Linked DNA regions of Homo sapiens: region 1 is linked to region 2. Evidence: chromatin contacts called from ENCODE Hi-C or POLR2A ChIA-PET data. All regions are on one chromosome and are shown on one strand. Each heading gives the region's core, a stretch centred on a gene start or an enhancer-like site at or near the end of the contact. The rest is flanking DNA. Distances are from core to core; before and after follow the strand shown.

Evidence for each region. A loop is a pair of places that touch in the nucleus more often than their neighbours do. ChIA-PET counts read pairs that join two places held with the same protein, here RNA polymerase II (POLR2A). Pooled maps may share reads with other maps.
Region 1: a loop to region 2 is called in a map with no recorded cell type, with 2.1 times the contacts of the local background. The contact joins two enhancer-like sites. A Hi-C loop is called at or near these places in 2 of 168 maps with a recorded cell type or tissue (gastrocnemius medialis and left cardiac atrium), 1 of 37 single-sample maps with no recorded cell type and 3 of 50 pooled maps. POLR2A ChIA-PET finds 5 or more read pairs at or near these places in 1 of 52 experiments (MCF 10A).

What each region holds. Positions count from the first base shown.
Region 1 is chr20:5,781,447-5,788,405 of GRCh38, forward strand. The region is part of intron 2 of SHLD1 (shieldin complex subunit 1); the gene reads left to right. Among named protein-coding and RNA genes, the nearest start is that of SHLD1, 35 kb to the left of the region's middle. Within about 2 kb of position 3,510, at least 7 of the 41 ENCODE cell types and tissues checked have a DNase peak (open chromatin) inside an H3K27ac peak, as active enhancers do.
Region 2 is chr20:5,883,239-5,890,074 of GRCh38, forward strand. It overlaps the pseudogene RNU1-55P. Among named protein-coding and RNA genes, the nearest start is that of CHGB, 25 kb to the right of the region's middle. Within about 2 kb of position 4,138, at least 5 of the 41 ENCODE cell types and tissues checked have a DNase peak (open chromatin) inside an H3K27ac peak, as active enhancers do.

The DNA of each region.
Region 1 (6,959 bases), core at 2,260-4,759, 100 kb before region 2:
TCTTCTGTTTAGGTCCCTTTGAGATGTCATATTACACTACTTTTGTCTTTAGACTGAGTCTCGCTCTGTTGTCCAGGCTGGAGTGCAATGGTGCAATCTCGGCTCCCTGCAACCTCCGCCTCCTGGGTTCAAGCGATTCTCCTGCCTCAGCCTCCTGAGTAGCTGGGATTACAGGCACCCACCACCCTGCCCAGCTATTTTTTTGTATTTTTAGTAGAGACAGGGTTTCACCATGTTGGCCAGGCTGGTCTTGAACTCCTGACCTCAAGTCATCCGTCCACCTTGGCCTCCCGAAGTGTTCGGATTACAGGTGTGAGCTACCACACCCGGCCAATCTTACACTACTTCTTTCCTTCCAGCTCCAATCAAAAAGCTCCTCTGCCTTGTTTTCGGGACTCTGTGTAATCTGCTGCCTGGAATATTTGTTCAAAATATTTAATAACCAATACAGCAGTATTGCAATATTTCAACAACCGGCACGACTGTACAGGTGCACACGAGCTGAATAGAGGCCCCTGCTGCTGTCCAACTGCACATTAACACAGGCCTGCCAGTCCTGTCGGGCTTGCTTTTAGGCTGAGCCAACTGTTAATGTCTTAGCTGCATTGTTCCCCTCTCTGGAATGTGCCCCCTCCTCCCTGGTCAACTCCAGTCCACTCCAGAGATGGCTGAATTGAATCCATTAATTAGTCCCAGGTACAGACTTGCTGCTGGACTTGAACACCCTGTCTGTTAGATACTTGTTTTCTTTCTCGTTTGCTGCTTGGCTCAAGGGAAGCACAGAGTATACAGAATGGAAGAGCGGAGTTAAGAAACAGATGATCTTGGTTAAACCTCTCAAAAGCAAGATCACAAAGGTCACCCGAAGGCCCAGTCCCACATGTACTGCTAGAGCTTGATAAACTCTGGGTAGCTCATGTGGCGTATCTCACCTGCACCCTCTGGAACCTTTGTCCTGGAGAGCATCCAAGGTACTTTCTAATATAGGACAAGGAGTTTTCTCTGAAGTCGTTGTTAGACATTAACAATACAGATGTAGGAAATATCAGCCCTTTCCTCAAACTTGAACTTCTGCCTAAGAGCAGTGTCGGGGAAATTGGTTGCATGTAGACAGCAAATTGAATGTTAAACACAATAAGTCTTTGATGATTAAAGGCCATAGCTGGCAGGCAGTTATAAGTTTAAAGTAAATAGTGATTTAATGCACCTTTAGTCTTATTCTGGGAATCTGTCAACATCCCACTCTTCAAAGCCCATTTTGTAACTTGTGTATTTAGGCATTTCATCCAAGGAATTTAGTATTTAAGAGTAAAAAAAAGTTTGTTGTCTTCCTCTCTATAATTCATATTTCTTTGGAATTCTATAAAATTTTATTTCCAAAAGGAATGAATTATAAGCTCTTAGATAAAAAAACTCAAAATAAAATTTATATACTAGTTGTCAAATTCTTGATGTGTTGTTGTAGTTTTAAAATAGGAGTCAGGGTATATTTTAGATATATACATAAAATGCTAAAGACATTTTATAGTTGCATTAAGTGATATCCAACCTAGTGGCTAATACCCAGTCACTAGACCAAACCTGAGATACAGAGAGTATGGAGAGGAAAGGAAAGAAGGGAACAATGGTTATTGAACCAATTCTCTGAGAAATAACTGAGGACACAATTGGGTACATTTTATCAGATACCAAGTAGATGGGCTTTATTTGGAAGGTTTGGGTATTCTGTGTGGCAGTGCTTCTCTGCTTTTGTTGCCTCTTCCTAGATTTGGGGTTTTTGTTGTTGTTGTTGTTTTGAGACAGAGTCTCACTCCATCACCCAGGCTGGAGTGCAGTGGCAAGGTCTCGGCTCACTGCGACCTCCGCCTCCCAGTTTCAAGGATTCTCCTGCCTCAGCCTCCCGAGTAGCTGGCACTACAGGAGCCCGCCACCACACCCGGCTAATTTTTGTATTTTTAGTAGAGACAAGGTTTCACCATGTTGGCCAGGCTGGTCTCAAACCCCTGACCTCAGTTGATCCACCTACCTTGGCCTCCCAAAGTGCTGGGATTATAGGCGAGAGCCACCATGCCCAGCCTCCTAGATTGAGTTATGCAGATTCAGCTATCTAGACTGGATTTTCAGCTCCAGAATCGGATTTTGAGCTCTTTGCATGCTGCTGTTAGAAGGCAGCAGTGAATTTTAATTGTATGGCCTGAGGCGTGAAGGATAAACCATAAGTGTATATGACTGAGGCTCACAGAGTTAGAGAAGGTTACAGTCTCCGAGCTGGTGGTTCCTCACAGCTCTTTAGGAACTACAAGTTTGAGATTGAGTGGGGTCATGAGCTTGTGGGGCCCTGGATGCTCTACCTTATGCATCCAGGCAGGCATTCATCCAAAGAAAGGGTGCCAGAACCAGGAGGAGTTCGAAAACCACTAAGCGGCCGGGTGCGGTGGCTCACGCCTGTAATCCCAGCACTTTGGGAGGCCGAGGCTGGTGGATCACTTGAAGCCAGGAGTTTGAGACCAGCCTGGTCAACATGGCAAAACGCCGTCTCTACTAAAAATACAAAAATTAGCCAGGTTGGTGGTGTGAGCCTGTAATTCCAGCTACTCAGGAGGCTGAGGCAGGAGAATTGCTTGAACCCGGGAGGCGGAGGTTGCAGTGAGCCGAGATGGCGCCACGGGCACTCCAGCCTGGGCGACAAAGTGAGACTGTCTTAAAAAAAAAAAAAAGAAAAAAGAAAACCACAGAGCCCAGCTAATCCTCTCATTTTCCACATGGGGAAGTTGAATCCCAGGATAATGAAGAAAATCACCCAAGGCCATGTAGTAACCTGGCAACTCCTATTTTCTGGGTGACCCTCTGTGCAGACTAACTGTAACTTCTCTATCCCTTCTTTAAAACTAAAAAAGTATAGTTCTCTATAACTTTCGATATGTACTGCTAAATTATGTGTCACATTAAATAGTCACTGGAGAGGATAATAATAGAATTATTTTATTTATTTATTTATTTTTAATTTTTTTTATTTTATTTTTGAGTTGGAGTCTCCTCTGCTGTCCAGGCTGGAGTGCAGTGGCGCGATCTCGGCTCACTGCAAGCTCCGCCTCCCGGGTTCACGCCATTCTCCTGCCTCAGCCTCCCGAGTAGCTGGGACTACAGGCGCCCGCCACCACGCCCGGCTAATTTTTTATATTTTTAGTAGAGACGGGGTTTCACCGTGTTAGCCAGGTTGGTCTCGATCGCCTGACCTTGTGATCCGCCCGCCTCAGCCTCCCAAAGTGCTGGGATTACAGGCGTGAGCCACCGCGCCCGGCCCAGAATTATTTTTAAAAGCTCAAGAATGTTATTTGCCACCTGTGACATCTCTCGTTGTTCCTCACTCTTAAGTTTCAAGGGCACGTGCTATGGGGGAAGAGGCTTATTTACTTCTGTGTACTTTGCCTGCAGTCACAGTTTTAAAAAGAAATCCCAACTGAGTTGAAAAACTGGCCATGTTACTGTCTCAAGCCACACCTCCGGGGCACTTATCTGCCGAGTCCAGGTGCACAGCAGTGTGACCTCATGTTCTGGCCTGATAGCTCCTCTCAAGGGCTTCTTCAAGTAAGCATTCATCTGACTTTTTACTCAGCTATGTCTTCTTAAAATACAAGGAAACAACTTGATTACAATAGTCAATCCCAAAGACCGTAGGCCATAAGACCCCCATTTCAAACAGACACCGTCACTAGTTTCATTCATTGTTATGTATTTATGAGATAAAGGCTATACACAAGGGAAGACCAAAAGATGGCTGGTTTTTCCATTTGTTGTGCACTTACATTTCAGGCACTGTGCTATGCATTTCACACACGTTGTTCTTTTGATTCTCACAGCCACACCCAAGAAGTAAATCCTATTATGATCTCCTTGTTACTCATGAGGAAACAGTTTTAGAGAGGCTCGTTTCATATTAATGTTACCCACAGACTGGTGGAAATCTGAGACTCAAACCTGGGTCAGGTTGACTGCAAAGGCAGACCTTTAAAGAAATGCAGACATCTAGGTATGATTACATACTATGCATTAAGAATTAAGCTTTAGGCCAGGCACGATGTCTCACGCCTGTAATCCCAGCACTTTGGGAGGCCAAAGTGGGCGGATCACCTGAGGTCAGGAGTTCGAGACCAGCCTGGCCAACACAGTGAAACCCCGTCTCTACTAAAAATACAAAAATTAGCTGGGCATGGTGGTACACGCCTGTAGTCTCAGCTACTCGGGAGGCTGAGACAGGAGAATTGCTTGAACCCGGGAGACAGAGGTTGCAGTGAGCCGAGACTGTGCCACTGCACTCCAGCCTGGGTAACAGAGTAAGACTCCGTCTCCAAAAAAAAAAAAAAAAAGCTTTAAATATGCAGTTACTTCTTTAAGTCTGAGCTAGCATCTTTCTACTAAGTCAGTATCTTCAAGCCGATATTGGTACCCTGTCAGGGTGACTGTGACTCCTGGTCCACTGGACCAGCATTGTGTCCACTCTTCACTGTGCTCTCCTTTCCATTTCTCCCATCTTCCTGTTGTGGAAGAAGCTTGAACTACTTGTGCACTAATTGGAGAGAAGGTGTTGGGGCTCAGAAAGCAGTACCCCAAAATGAAGGTCTCTGCAGCAGCCTCAGAAGCAAAAGTTTTCCTTTGACCTTTGTCTGCCCTCTTGTCTGAGTCTCATTCTCCACCCAAGGCCAGCCATAGAAGCTAGAATCCCTCTTCCCCAAGGTGGGTCATAGAAACCAGAACCCCCTTTCTCCAAACCAGCCATAGAACCTAAAAATATTACTCTAATTTTCCCTCTGCCTTTCTGGGTAAAACTTGGCCATAAAGAAATTATCTGGCTGGGTGCAGTGGCTCACCCTTGTGATCCCAGCACTTTGGGAAGCCGAGACGGGAGGTTCGCTTGAAGCCAGGAGTTCGAGACCAGCCTGGCCAACATAGCAAGACCTCGCCTCTACAAATAAAATAAATTAACTGGGCATGGTAGCATGCACCTACAGTCCCAGGTACTTAGGAGGCTGAGGTGGGAGGATTGCTTGAGCGCAGGAGGTTGGGGCTACAGTAAGCTACAGTCGTGCCACTGCACTTTAACCTGAGTGACAGAATGAGACCTCATCTCTTTTAAATTAAAAAAAAAAAGAAAAGAAAAATTATCTGACCTACTTTGTTTGACTGTAGGTGATAAGACCCCCATTTCAGAGAAGGTCCTGTCCCATGCCCTGAAGGAAGGAGCGCTGCTCAGAGAGGCCAAGAAGAATCTAGACAGACAGGCCTTGCTGGGCTCCCCACTGAATCTATTAACATTAGATCTTACCTTTTTTGTTCAATCATATTTCTACACTTTGATTCCCCTTTCCCAGTGCCTCCCATCTGCCCCAGTGAATATGGGCAGGGAAGGGGAATCTCTGCCCCAGGAAGACAAAAAGGCTTCTCAAGCCAGATCATTTGATCATTTGTTGAATTGGCAGGATCCTCTCATGTGTGCCTCCTGACCACACTGCTATTTCTGCTGTTGTAGAAATATGAAGGTCTTATTTCTACAACAAAGTCCATAGTTTATTGAACCTAAGCATAAAAATGGACAATTTCCCCTGTATCTTTGGGTTTGCATTCTGAAGGCTTCAGTGCATACACATTAAATAAATTTGTATGCCTTTCTCCCATCAATCAATCTGCCTCATGTCAGTGATTTTCAACAAACCTCCAGGGGGCCAAGGGCCTTGGTCCCCACAAAGGCATTGCCTTCTCAGTTAAATTTCTCACACCAGGTAGGATCCAACTTCTTATGTGAAAACCCAGGGAAGAAAACAAGTCAGGAATTTTAACTCCCTTTGCTGGAATCAATGAAGCCCTTGATCACTTTTTCTACCCAGAAGAAATTTTCTCATCTGGTGCCAGAACTCTTCTTATTCTTGGCTCTTTGCCCTTGAAGTTGCTGTTTGTCTGCTGAGTGGCTGCCCTTGGCCAACCTTTTAGCTCCCTGGAGTTTTTGATAGTTGGCTTTTGGTAACATGCTTGAAGTTACAAAAACCCAGCTTATTAGAACATAACTTTTAAGGATAAAGGCTTTTATGTTAATTCCTGGGTCCCCCATGTTTGACTGACCAGGTTCATGTTTTGCCCACTGCCTGGCCTAATCACACAATGCCTGCAGCTTCTGCCTGCTACGCCTAGACCCTGGTGTGAGTAGGGAATAAGGGTCAGTCAGTTCCTGGCACATGGTAGGTGCTCAGTAAAGGCTGGTGAATGAATAAATGAAAAACACATATAAGTGAAACTTGATAAGGTTTAAAAATGGAGATCAAGTATTTATCACGGTGCCCTGCTCATCCATTTGTAAAATTATCATAAAATTTAAAGCTCTGTGTGATCTGTGTAGGATAATATAACATTTCTAAGTTAAAAGCATATATTATTACATAAGCCCTGCAGATTTGTTTAACTCTTGACTAGAAAGTCAACTAGTCTCTCTCAAAAGCCCCTGGCTTTTTTTCCTTGAAAAGAAAACAAGTAGAGAAATGAACAGCTGTAAGGAGATATAGTGCTACTGAGAATAGAATGTTATTCCTACATTTCCCCATCATGAAGAAAGCATGTTCCTAGTGGAGTTGTTTCTTTTTTAGCAAATATTTCTGTAATAACCATGTATGCAATTATGGCTTTAAGGATACCCCTAAATTGCTTTCAAAGCTATTTTCTTAAGAAAACTGTATTCCATATTTTAAGTATGTGAGGTTTTTTTCCTTCTTAAAAATAATACAATTGAGGGGCAAATTTAAATAAATTGTAAAAAACAAAAAAACAGAGGTGTACCCCCATTTCTTCCTAGTATATTCAGTAGTTGTTGTTTTGTCCAGAATTTTCTTTTACAAATTGGAAAATATTAGGGATTGTAAAATGCAGTATAAATAAGATGAGGAAGTGACCCTCAGACTAACACCATTTTAGAA
Region 2 (6,836 bases), core at 2,888-5,387:
CTATAGCCATTTCTAAATATTTGTTGTCAATTTCTGCACTTATTACAGACCAAGAGCACACAATTTGCAAACTGGCCCCAATCCTCAGACTTTGAGTAGTACTGCATGCGCTAGAGTATTTTAAAATAAAATCTACGGCATTATTTTATTGCAGCTGCAAATTCAGCATGTATCTCCAATGGATAAGTATGTTTTTGTTGTTGTTGCTCTGTCACCCAGGCCGGAGTGCAGTGGTGTGATCTTGGCTCACTGTAGCCTCTGCCTCCCAGGCTCAAGTGATCCTCCCACCTCAGCCTCCCGAGTAGCTGAGACTATAGGTATGCACCACCACACCCGGCTAATTTTTTTGTATTTTTGGTGGAGAAAGCATTTCACCATGTTGCCCAGGCTGGTCTGGAACCCATGAGCTCAAGCAATCTGCCCGCCTCGGCCTCCCAAAGTGCTGGGATTATAGGCATCAGCCATGGTGCCCAGCCTTGTACTTTTTAAAAACAACCAGAATATAATACTCCCAAGAAAATAATCAATAATTCCTGAACATCATCTACTATTTAGTCCATATTCAATTTTCCCCAGTTGTCTCAAAAATGCCTTCTTACAGTTGGTTTGTTTGAATCAGGATTCAAACAAGGATTTTGCATTTGGTTGACATACCTTTTAAGCCAAACTATAGTAGTCTCTCTCTCCTTTAAAAGCTGCTTTTAAGCCACTCTCCAAATAGATTGGTTTACCATTAACTATAAAAGGTTTCCTGACCCATATTGCTTCAAGCAGTTTTTCCATGCATTTGCTTTGTGCCACAGTGTGACTGTGGCTTAAAAACCAATTACTTCTTCCCCCTAAAAATGCCCATTATCTGTGCCTATTAGAGGCACATTTACATTCCCCAGACTTTTTGCCAGGGCACCAGAACTATTTAGATTACCATGTATTAAAAAAGTGCCAGTCACTCTCACTGTCTTATCACCTCTGGTTCTCTTTGTCTCCAATGGGCCCATTCATTGAGCAGATATCTGTGCATGTTGTTAAATGAACCATGGATGTTCTTGCCCTTGATGTACCAAAGCAGTGTTTACCAGGTACATTCATTTCTTCGGGGACCTATGCAGACATATAGTGGGCATAGTGGGAAAGTGAGGAACTGAATATGACTTGAGATACTCAAGTGATTTGATTTGGACCAGACCCATCTGTGGCTGTCACACAATGACATCTTTTTCCATACTCGTCACCACTAAGGCTACAGGAGCTCAGGTAGCTTTGGGTCTTCACTGGCCAACATTTTAGGAAGAATCATAGAAAAATCATAGAACAGAAAAATAATCTCAGCAACTATGCAGTCAAGCCCCCGAAGGGTTGGAGACAAAAGCCCCCACAGCTATCTAGATGCCTCCTGGACAAGGGCCCAGGTCTCTGACCTCCAGAGGAAGCTCTGTGTATATGGGATATCAATTTCTATGCCACTCAGGGTTCTCAGTTGCACATAACAGAAGAGGATTCTGGCTGACTTTAATAGAAGGATAGTAGGTGGCTAATAGAATTGACAGGATGGGTAACCAGGTTTTGAAATCAGGCAGGCTCTGAGGGAGGCCAGGCAGCAAGGACACAGCCTAGGCCATGCTTCAGGGGCAGTCTGGGTAGGATGTCCCTAACTGTGGCTCTGCTGCCACTCTGGCTGCTGGACATCAACACAACTGAACACAGGAGCCAGATGCTGCGGCTGCTTGAAATTCTAAACTATCCCTGAGTCTAAATTAAAAGTCCTGGTGTAGGCAAAAGAAAGAGAGATCAGACGGCTGCTGTGTCTATGTAGAAAGGGAAGACATAAGAAACTCCATTTTGACCTGTACCCTGAACAATTGCTTTGCCCTGAGATGCTGTTAATCTGTAACTTTGCCCCAACCTTGAGCTCAGAGAAACATGTGTTATATGGAATCAAGGTTTGAGGGATCTAGGGCTGTACAGGATGTGTCTTGTTAACAAAATGTTTACAGGCAGTATGCTTGGTAAAAGTCATCCCCATTCTCCAGTCTCGATAAGCCAGAGGCACAATGCACTGCGGAAAGCCGCAGGGACCTCTGCCCTGGAAAGCCGGGTATTGTCCAAGGTTTCTCCCCATATGATGGTCTGAAATATGGCCTTGTGGGATGGGAAAGACCTGACTGTCCCCCAGCCTGACACCCGTGAAGGGTCTGTGCTGAGGAGGATTAGTAAAAGAGGAAAGCCTCTTGCAGTTGAGAAAGAGGAAGGCCACCGTCTCCTGCCTGCCCCTGGGAACCGAATATCTCGGTATAAAACCCGATTGTACATTTATTCTATTCTGAGATAGGAGAAAAACCGCCCTGTGGCGGGAGGCGAGACATGTTGGCAGCAACGCTGCTCTGTTATTCTTTACTCCACTGAGATATTTGGGTGGAGAAAAGCATAAATCTGGCTTACATGCACATCCAGGCATAGTACCTCCACTTGAACTTATTTGTGATACAGATTCCTTTGCTCACATGTTTTCTTGCTGATCTTCTCACTATTATCACCCTGCTCTCCTACCGCATTCCTCTTGCTGAGATAGTGAAAATAGTAATCAATAAAAACTGAGGGAACTCAGAGACCGGTGCTGGTGCTGGTCCTCTGTATGCTGAGCGCCGGTCCCCTGGGCCCACTGTTCTTTCTCTATACTTTGTGTCTTATTTCTTTTCTCAGTCTCTCGTCCCACTTGACAAGATATACCCACAGGTGTGGAGGGGCAGGCCACCCCTTCATCCTGGGTGGGAGCATTTGATTTGCTGAGACTAGATAATATGACTGTCCTCTAGTGGCCAGGGACCAGCAAAAGGGCATCTGGCTCCGCTCCTTTCTATAGTGGGAAGTAGATCCTGCCTGCCTTCATGACCACATCACAGAGGGAAGGGCATTAGGATGCTAAGTAACCCCTACAACCGCAAATGACTATTTCACCTCCCCATTTGGACTTCTGTGAGCATATAGACATCACCAACAGTTTTGTTTTCGTTTTGCTTTTCTTGAGACAGGGTCTCACTCTGTCACCCAGGCTGGAGTGCAGTGGCATTATCATGTCTCACTGCAGCCTCTGACCTCCTGGGAACAAGCAATCCTCTAGCCTCAGCCTCCTGAGTACCTGGGACTGCACGCATGAGCCATTATGCTTGGCTAGTTTTTTATTTTTTAATTTCTTGTAGAGACGAGCTCTTGCAATGTTGCCCAGCCTGGTCTTGAACTCCTGGGCTCAAGCAATTCTCCTACCTTGGCCTCCCAAAATTCTAGGATTAGAGGCATGAGCCACTGTGCCTGGCAGTTACTTTATTTCTACAAAACATGGAGGCATTTCCTATCACTCCTCAAATGAGTTACACCCCCCACAAAAAGCACTGTTCTAAGTGCTGAGTTTGCAAAGGCTTTAACCTCACTGAAGGGGAAAGAATTTCTTCTTCTGTCTCGCTAGTTCACTGATTGCCTCCTTCTGGCCCAATGTCTGGGGGAAAACCAAAGATCAATGTGTCCACTTGACTTTTGCTCAGATGCTTAGTGTGCAGTTAGCTTCCAGGAGCATGGAAACTTCTTCTCCAAGGGTTCCATTAGTGATTAGACGTGCACTTTAAAGTATGTCATGCTGCCACGTATCAGACTGGGACAGAGATGAACTGGAACATGAGAGATGTGTTGAGGTGACAGCCAGGATTCTGCCATTGTTCTTTCAGTGTATTTCTGATGCCTCTCAAATTCCATAAGGGGAGGTGTTGATGTCTGTGGTTAAGTAACATGAGGCCAGAGCTGACGCTGTGGCAGCTGCTCCCAAAGGCACAGAGTTTCTTCGTTGCCAGGAAAAGATGCCCTTGAATTTTCTGGGCTGAGGTAAGAAAGTTTGGCAGATCCTGCCTTCTCTGCTTTCTGTTTGCCTTAATGGATATCAAGATAGAAAATAAGGAGCCAGAAGGACCTTCAGAGAATCTATTCACGGCCTGTGTGTCTTAGGCTCCCCCCAGAAATAGACTCTCCGGCACAAATTCAAGTGCAAGTAGTTTATTTGAGTGGGAAAGCAAGGAACTGAGACAGGAGAGGGAAAGAAGCAGTAAAAGGTACATTATCAAGCAAGTTACCACTGTGGGCATCTGGAACTTAAGCCTACTGGAGCCAGTGCAGATTGTAAGCTTCAAAGTTATCCTGCAAAAGGAGTAAGGCAGCTAGGGTATTTAAACACCAGTCCCCATCCATCTTTGATTGAAGGCTGAAACTGGGAGGGCACTAATTTCCAAGTGCTTCCAGCTTGCTGTGTGAATGGGCAAAGCAAGCTCTGGCCACCAGACAAAGCCCTCGGGCAAAGAGGCAGATGCTGGCAGTTGAAAGTCAGGTGCTGTGGCACAAAATGCTAAGGCCCGAGGGGGCATGGGCAGGGCACCCAAAACATCTGCTGTACTGTGTCCACTCTCATCCTCCAGACTTGTGGACAAACTTCCTGTTCATCATTCATTCAAAGCCCAGCATAAATCTTCCCAGAATCATCCGGGCGTGGTAGCTCACGCCTGTAATCCCAGCACTTTGGGAGGCCAAGGCAGGCGAATCACCTGAGGTCGGGAGTTCAAGACGAGCCTGACCAACATGGAGAAACCCTGTCTCTACTAAAAACACAAAATTAGCCTGGCTTGGTGGTGCATGCCTGTAATCCCAGCTACTCAGGAGGCTGAGGCAGGAGAATCACTTGAACCCGGGAGGCAGAGGTTGTGGTGAGCCAATATCGCACCATCGCACTCCAGCCTGGGCAACAAACTCCGTCTCAAAAAAAAAAAAAAAATTCTTCCCAGAATCAATCAGGAGGTGCACATCCTCCACCAGATTCCTAATTGGTACAGGTGGTTTATTTCACTATTTACTGCTCAATAACTCTCTACCCGTGTTGCAGAGTCACTCAGGTTTAATCTTCTTTCAACCCTGCCAGAAAACTCATCAGCAGCCCACAGACCCTGACCACAGCCCTGGCATAACTGAATAAATGCTGACTAATTGACTAACTCTCATTTCCTTCTATTCAGCAAATGTCCTGGATATTTGGAAATGCCACAGTTCACAGCCAATGCACTTTCAGCAGGTCCTGAAAAATGATTTGGAGAGGTTTACAATTTGCTAAATGTGTTGAGTCTGGGATTGGTAGAGAACCATGACCTTGGGAGAATAGAATGTTTCTCTTCTCTGGGACATAGGTCGGGTTCCTTCGGGACTATGGATAGAATTTGCTTAAACTGTGGGTCAGCTAGTTGTGAGTTGGCAACTTGGGGATGTCTGTGAGAGGCTGGGATTGTGGGGAAAGCAGAAACACTTGCTTAGTTTTGTCTGGTGTGCGAATATCCTACTAAGATTTACTGAAGGAATAGAAAGACCATCTGAGGTTTCCCATGTGATCTTATATTAATGAAGGGATATCTTTGAGTCTCATGTCTTGCTGGTTTTCATCATTCATTTTTTTTTCTTTTTCACCCTGAGTATCAGCCTTTAATAGAAATTGTGATATCTCAGGATCAGGTGGTTACATCAAAAAGAACCTTAATAGGTCACCTGGGCAGTCTCTCAGTCTCCAGGCTATACCGTGCTTAAACTATTCCTAACAGGACGCTGCTTATCCACCGTCTGGAAATTTTTCCAAAAGTGGGGTCAGGCTGGGTGCAGTGGCTCACTCCAGACCGACCAGCCTGGCCAACATGATGAAACCCCATCTCTACTAAAAATACAAAAATTAGCCCGGCTGGTCTGGCTACTCGGGAGGCTGAGGCAGGAGAATCGCTTGAACCCAGGAGGCAGAGGTTGCAGTGAGCCGAGATCTCGCCATTGCACTCCAGCCTGGGAGCAGAGCGAGACTCCATCTCAAAACAAAACAAAACAAGACAAAACAAAAGGGGGTCAAAGAAATGCCATCTGCATTATCAGCACATATAGTTTTCTGCCCAGATCATAAAGTTTATAACATCTGCCTTATTTATATCAAATATGTCATCTATGTCAATGTTTACAGCTATATCATTTATCTATAGGCTGTATCTTATAACATCATTTGCCTCTATATTTACACATACTCTGCCTACATCTGTGTTCACAGCTTTATCATCTACAGCTACATTTTCATCTTTACTATCTACATCACCTATACCTATGCTTATATTACATCATTATCTACATCAACATTTTTATCTACACCTTCTGTACCAGTGGTTCTCAACTGGAGAAACTTTGCCCAGGGACATTTGGCAACTTCCAGAAAGACTTCTTATTGTTACAACTCAGGGTTGGGGGAAGAAATGCCCTCAGCATCTAGGCCAGAGATGCTGCTAAATCCCAGGGATACTGCTAAATCCTGCAATGCACAGGACAGTCCTTGACAACAAAGATATATCCGGCCTAAAATATCAATAGTGTTGAGGTTAAGAAACTCTAATCTACATCACCTACCTCATCTGCATCCATATTTACAGCTATGCCATGCACATCTGCATCTATATTTGCATCTACTCTATCTAAATCTGTGTATATATCTACACCATCTACTCTACATTGGCATCTACGTAGTCGACAGCTACCTCTACAGCATCTACAATATCTATGTCAACTACATCGACGTCATCCACTCCATGTACATCATCCACATCTACGGGATCTAAACTTTGCATGCACATCTATATCTAATTATATAGATGATATAACAATCAACACATGCTTGTTATATCAAAATGAGTGGTCCTTTTAGACTAGAAAGCAAATCTAATTTTAATTTTTCCCTCCACTGGCCACACACATAAAACGTGAGTGGAACAGATCCTTACCTGGCAGGGGAG